2 separate regions of the Homo sapiens genome follow, and region 1 is linked to region 2. Evidence: chromatin loops called from intact Hi-C (ENCODE). Cell type or tissue: natural killer cell. All regions are shown on one strand. Links, peaks and the distances in the headings refer to the core of each region. The heading gives the core; the rest is flanking DNA.

What was found. Hi-C counts contacts between places; a loop is a spot of excess contacts. Peaks named below come from ENCODE experiments on the same cell type or tissue, not always from the same donor. Only the 100,000 strongest peaks of a DNase experiment are listed, where the experiment ranks them.
Region 1: a loop joins it to region 2, with 3 times the contacts of the local background. A loop is called at or near these places in 6 of 110 quality-filtered maps.

Annotation. Positions count from the first base shown.
Region 1 is chr15:76,283,723-76,286,628 of GRCh38, reverse strand. It overlaps ETFA (electron transfer flavoprotein subunit alpha), which reads left to right. Exons shown (of 12, transcript NM_000126.4): 6 at 148-258; 7 at 891-992; 8 at 2,804-2,872. Among named protein-coding and RNA genes, the nearest start is that of ETFA, 26 kb to the left of the region's middle. In natural killer cell, for the core only: a CTCF peak has its summit at 1,181 (motif pointing right); a DNase peak (open chromatin) is centred at 1,208; H3K27ac peaks cover 402 bases.
Region 2 is chr15:76,339,829-76,342,734 of GRCh38, reverse strand. It overlaps ISL2 (ISL LIM homeobox 2), which reads right to left. Exons shown (of 6, transcript NM_145805.3): 4 at 2,176-2,459; 5 at 1,434-1,601; 6 at 260-1,016. The coding sequence ends at 900. It overlaps LOC124903532, which reads left to right. Exons shown (of 1, transcript XM_047433420.1): 1 at 1-342. Among named protein-coding and RNA genes, the nearest start is that of ISL2, 4.5 kb to the right of the region's middle. RefSeq lists enhancers at 1,842-2,597, 2,795-2,906. In natural killer cell, for the core only: a CTCF peak has its summit at 1,575; DNase peaks (open chromatin) are centred at 854, 1,544 and 2,264; H3K4me3 peaks cover 1,040 bases; H3K27me3 peaks cover 2,299 bases.

The DNA of each region.
Region 1 (2,906 bases), core at 232-2,731, 56 kb after region 2:
CATTTTTTCCTATACTTAATAGAGTTAGAAGACAACTGGTCAATAGTTATTTCTTGCCTTGTCTGTGAAGTAAATTCCAAGCATCAAAGGAGTGCTAGTTTTGTTGCCTTTTGCTGTTGCTTTTAAGAAATAGATTGTATGTTTCAGGAAATGCTCTATGTACAGTGAAGTGTGATGAGAAAGTGAAAGTGTTTTCTGTCCGTGGAACATCCTTTGATGCTGCAGCAACAAGTGGCGGTAGTGCCAGTTCAGAAAAGGGTGAGTGTTCATTTGGAGTTTTTTTGTTTTGTTTCTTACTTTTTTAATTCATAGACTGTATTATAATAAGAGATGACCTCTGCCTACATTTCTAATGAATAGTATTTGAAAGTTCAATTTAAATGATATTCCCAAGCTTATACAAAAATAATAAATATGTATAACTTACATCTTTTTCACATTATCTTTGGTACTAGGATAGTTGCTTTGGTAGATCAAGGGAGTGGGAGACAGAGGATCTATTAAGATTAAGCTTTTTTACTCTTGTCACTGTTTCCTATTATATTTGGGTGATTCAGTATAACAGAAGAATGTAATAGGAAACGTGTGGAGGGTGTCACACTTTAACATATATAGTGTCTTATTTGAACCTCATAGAAAGAAAGTTATTCTATATTCAGACTCAGAGAATTGAATGATTTCTGGAGTCATACAGCTAATGTGGCAAAGGCTGGAATCTAGTCTCCTTAAGTCTTTCCATTATCAGAGAGAATTAATTAGGAGCACTGAAAATTCACAGTAATTAACTTAAATTTCGTGGAATTATATACTTGTGTGTTTCTCTTGAAAATAATTCTTGTTATAGAACTTGAAATCATAGTCATTGTTTTATTATGTATTAATGTATGCAGCATCAAGTACTTCACCAGTGGAAATATCAGAGTGGCTTGACCAGAAATTAACAAAAAGTGATCGACCAGAGCTAACAGGTGCCAAAGTGGTGGTATCTGGTGGTAAGTGAAATATTAATCTTAAAAGATGTAAATTGAAAATACTTTGATTTTTTTTTTTATTTTTAGTATTTATTTTAGAAGTACACAGATCTTTTTCAAATGTAAGAAGTTGGGAAGTTTGGGATATTATTCCCATTTAACCAATTAGGAAAATGAAATTATGAGCATAATACACAGTTTGGGGTTTCTGTTGCACACCTAGTCACTGGCACCAGGGGGAGCATGGTATAAATCTTATCTGCATAACTTTGCCACTTGGTGCCATCTTATTGATGGACTTCCATGAATTCTGCAGAGTATGGTTGGCTTCTCAATTATAGATAGAACTGGCTTGAATTTCAGGGCCATCTTGTGTATAATTCCTACCCTTCTTTCCACTTGGAAAGATTTCCAGAGTTGTCCATGTCTTTGTGTATAACTCTTTAAAAAGTTTCTTAACATTTAATATCAAAACTGTTAATATTGCATAAGACATGCTTATTTTTATACATCATGCTCCTTGTCTTTAAAAACAATGATTTTTTTATGGCCCACTGACTAACTTTTTGAAAAAATAAGGACTGTTATGCTTTTTAAATCCTTGCAATTAAACATCCAACAAAATAAGCTTTCAGACAGCCTTCTATTGCAAGTATCATTGAGAAAAAAAAATTAATATTTTGAAGTGATATATCTGACTTGTTTTTCGTTTTCTTTTTTTCTTTTTGAGATGGAGTTTCGCTCTTGTTGCCTAGGCTGGAGTGCAATGGCACAATCTCTGCTCACCGCCACCTCCACCTCCCAGGTTCAAGCGATTCTCCTGCCTCAGCCTCCCGAGTAGCTGGGATTACAGGCATGTGCCACTACGCCCAGCGCGGTGACTCACACCTGTAATTCCAGCACTTTGGGAAGCCGAGGCGGGTGGATCACCCGAGGTCAAGTGTTCGAGACCAGCCTGGCCAACATAGTGAAACCCCGTCTCTATTAAAAATACAAAAAATTAGCTGGGCATGGTGGTGGATGCCAGTAGTCCCAGCTACTCAGGAGGGTGAGGCAGGAGAATTGCTTGAACCTGGGAGGCAGAGGTTGCAGTGAGCCGAGATCGCACCATTGCATTTCAGCCTGGGCAACAAGAGTGAAACTCCTCCTAAAAAATAAATAAATAAATAAATAAAAATAATAATTTTGTATTTTTAGTAGAGACGGAGGTTCTGCATGTTGGTCAGGCTGGTCTCGAAATCCTGACCTCAGGTGATCCGCCCACTTCAGCCTCCCAAAGTGTTGGGATTACAGGTGTGAGCCACCGAGCTGGGCCCTGACTTGTTTATTCACTTATTTATTCAAGAAATGTATATTGGTTATCTGTTCTATGACAGGCTTATTGCCAAGTGCTGGAGAAACAGATGAAAAGGCAGAATGTTCTTCCTCTCGAGGAGTTTAAAGTCCTTGAGATGACTCCCATTCAAATAATAACTTTATTCAGTCATTCAGAGAAATTTATTGAGCATCTATTATATGTAGAGTTTTGCTAAATATTGCAGATATGGCAGTGACCAAGATAGATATAGATCCTGAAATTAAAGAGTTTTTATTCTAGTGGGAAAAAAACTCATATTAATTACACAATTAGTTAACTAGGTAATCATAGTAGTGTTGAATGCTTTATAGAAGTATAGGAGTGTCAGAGGCCAGAAAAGGTTTATAGAGGAGGTGACATGCTTAATATGGCAGTTACATAATATGAAAATTTACTCCAGTATATAAAATAGCAAAATTGTTCCAGAATGTATTTGATGTTTGCCTAATTTTTTTTTTTCATCTTTTTAAATGAGGTCGAGGCTTGAAGAGTGGAGAGAACTTTAAGTTGTTATATGACTTGGCAGATCAACTACATGCTGCAGGTAAAGTTATTTTCCTTAGTAGAAAGATATTCCC
Region 2 (2,906 bases), core at 195-2,694:
TTCCCGCCCAAACGGGTCCCGCCTCCTGCCCGCGGGCCTGGGCCGCCAGGTGCCCAGGGGTCGCCAATGGGGCGCTCCTGCTTCTGGGAGGGCCCTCAGCGCGCATGCGCCCAGCCCCACCCCCTCGGCCGCGCCCAATCCCCACCGGGCCCGCCCCGCCCGCAGCACGCGGAGCCCCGGCAGCCGACGCCAGCCTGACCCCTGAACTGGCCTCCGCCGGCCCTCCCGCCGCGCCAACAGCACAGAGGAGTGGCGTCGCCCCGGGTTATTATTTTTTATTAAGATCAAAATACAAGTCCCACTATGAACTGGCTGTTCTCACAATAAATAACAATAACTTACGTTTGTTTGTTCGGCAAAGGCTCACATACTCTGTCCTCCGTCGAATAACTTAAACACTTTCAAGGCAAGTCTGGTTTCTACTGTTTCCCAGCAATCATGCGCTTTGGGAGTTTGAGTGTCTGTTCCTCTGAGTTATCCCCTTCCTTTTCCCCGCTAGGAGCCCGGGCGAAGCCGCCAGGGAGCGCTGAGCTGGGGCAGGGCGGGGGTCCGCGTGGGCGAGCTCCGGGCCGGCCGAGATGGGGACACAGGTGGGGCGTGGAGAGACAGAGCGGCGGCCACGTAGAGAGGAGAGGAGAGGGCAGAGCTAACCCTGGTAAGTCCCAGATTCTGGTTTTGAAAAACTAAGAGTCCTCGGAGCAGGGGTCTGCAGTCTGGTGAAAGCAGGTTGCATCCTGGCGCCTTGGGCTGTCCAGACCGTGTCTCTCGGTACTCTCTCATAAATAACAATAGAATAATTACGAAGGCGAGAGAGCTTTCGGAACTGGAATGGCCTGAGCATGGGTGAGTCTCATGCAGGGAGCATGCGAGGTCCGCGGGCTGGCAGGGAGGGGTCCCCCTCACGTCTCCACGGGACTCGGCACCATACTGTTGGGGGTGTCCGGGAGCTGCGAGGACAGGGAGGTCACGTCGCTGCCGGAGGAGTTGCCTAGGGAGCCGGACTCGGAGAAGGAGACCTGGGGCGGCGGAAACACCGGGAAGAGGCAGGTGAAGAGGCACGCGAGCTGGTGCTCCAGGGCCGCGTGCTCCGAGTCGGAAAGTGTCCCTTGGGGACCGGCCGCCAGCTGAGAGCAAGCCCTGCGGAGAAGGAGGCCAGGTCCCCAGGCGCACGAGGGGGGGATTAGGGCGGGGGAGCGGGTTGGTTAATCCTGCGACCTCTCTTGTGAGCACTTTAATCCAGGGAGACCTGGTTTAGGGCGCGTAATGGGCCGAGGTGAGGTTTCAGAGCCCGCCACTGTTCCCCCTCCCCCACCGCCTAGGGCTGTACCCAGCCCCTCAGCCCAAGGCCACCCCCTCCCCTCTCTGCCAGGCTAAGTGGCTAAATCCCCAACCCGCAGAGTCCCGAGGTCGGGGCGGGTAGGGCAGGGCCTCACCAGCTGTTGGAAGGCGGGTTGGTCCAGGTCGCTCTGGAGGGCAAACTCGCTGAGCGCCTTCCACGGCGGCTGGTACGTCTGCACCTCCACTGCGCTGCCCTGCACGGCGTTCTCATGGCGGATGGGACTGCCCGCCACCAGGGGCGTCCCAGTCAGTCCCTGAAGGCTCTGCGGGGCAAGCAGAAGGCAGTAGGTGCTCGAGTTAGGTCTGGCCTTTTCTGCCACCTTTGAGACTGGAGCTCCAGGCCTTGAGTGATTTAGGGTCTGCATTGCTTTGCGGGGAGGCGCACACTCGATCGCATCGGAAGAGCCCTCTTTCTCCACTGGGGATCTGCGGGGGCCGCAAACTTGCCACGATAGGTCAGCCTCGGTGCTGGAAGCCAACCGCCCGGTGAGGAAAGGCAAGACCTGCACTCCCACCTTTCTGCAGCTGCCGACGGAGTGCACAACCCACCAGCCCGACTGGCGGGCGCTGCACACTGCCATGCAGCCTTGGGCTCCGCGCAGCGCCCGGAACCCGCAACGCGGGGCTGCCACTGGGACAAGGAGAAACCCCGATCCCAGACAAAATAGGAAGCCTCAAATCCAAGGGAAGCCTTGCTGTGAAGGTACAGACATACACCATCTGGAGCGCCCAGTTCTCCCTGGATCTCCCAGGGCTCGCCCAGAAAAGGGCACGCAGATACCGCGGCGGAAGCGCAGCCCCCACCCGACTCGAGCCTCCGGCCCAGCGGCTGCTCACCGTCTTGTCGCTGTGCTGCTGCTGCTGCAGCTGCTTCATGAGAATGGATTTCTTCTTGTCCTTGCAGCGCTTGTTCTGGAACCAGACGCGGATGACCCGCGGGCTCAGGCCGGTCATCTCCACCAGCTGCTCCTTCATGAGAGCGTCGGGCCGCGGGTTGGCGGCGTAGCAGGTCCGCAGAGTGTGCAGCTGCTTCTCGTTCAGCACAGTCCGCACGCGGGTCGTCTTCTCCGTCTGCTTGTGCACGTGCGGGCGCAACGCGGGCTGCCGGCCCGACCCAGCGTCTGCCAGGACAGGGTGAGGCCAGAGGTTAGCGAGGGGCCGCCACCCACCCGCCCCGAGCCCAACCTCCGGGTGGCCCAGCCCCCCGGGGCCCGATTTCGTTTCTGTTTTATTCTGTTTGTTTCGTTTAATTGTTCGTCTTCCTCTCCATCTGTTCGCCTTACTCGGAGAGAGCTGTGCATTTTCGTTCTTTCTCTCGCTCCCGGGCCGGACTGCCCCGCAGCGATCTCTCCCGAGCTCAAGCAGGGCGCGGGAGCTCGGCGACAGGCCGCTGCGGGGAGGGAGTGGCTGCTCAGGGATGTGCCTCCTCCAGTCGCAGGACCCTCGGAACGAGCGAAGCCCTCCGGAAGAAGTCGGAGTTTCAGAGGAAGAGGAAAGAGGCTTGCCCAGGACTCTGGAGAGGGAAAGGGACCGACGTGGACCCAGGGCGAGGCGCTGCCCAGGGGACT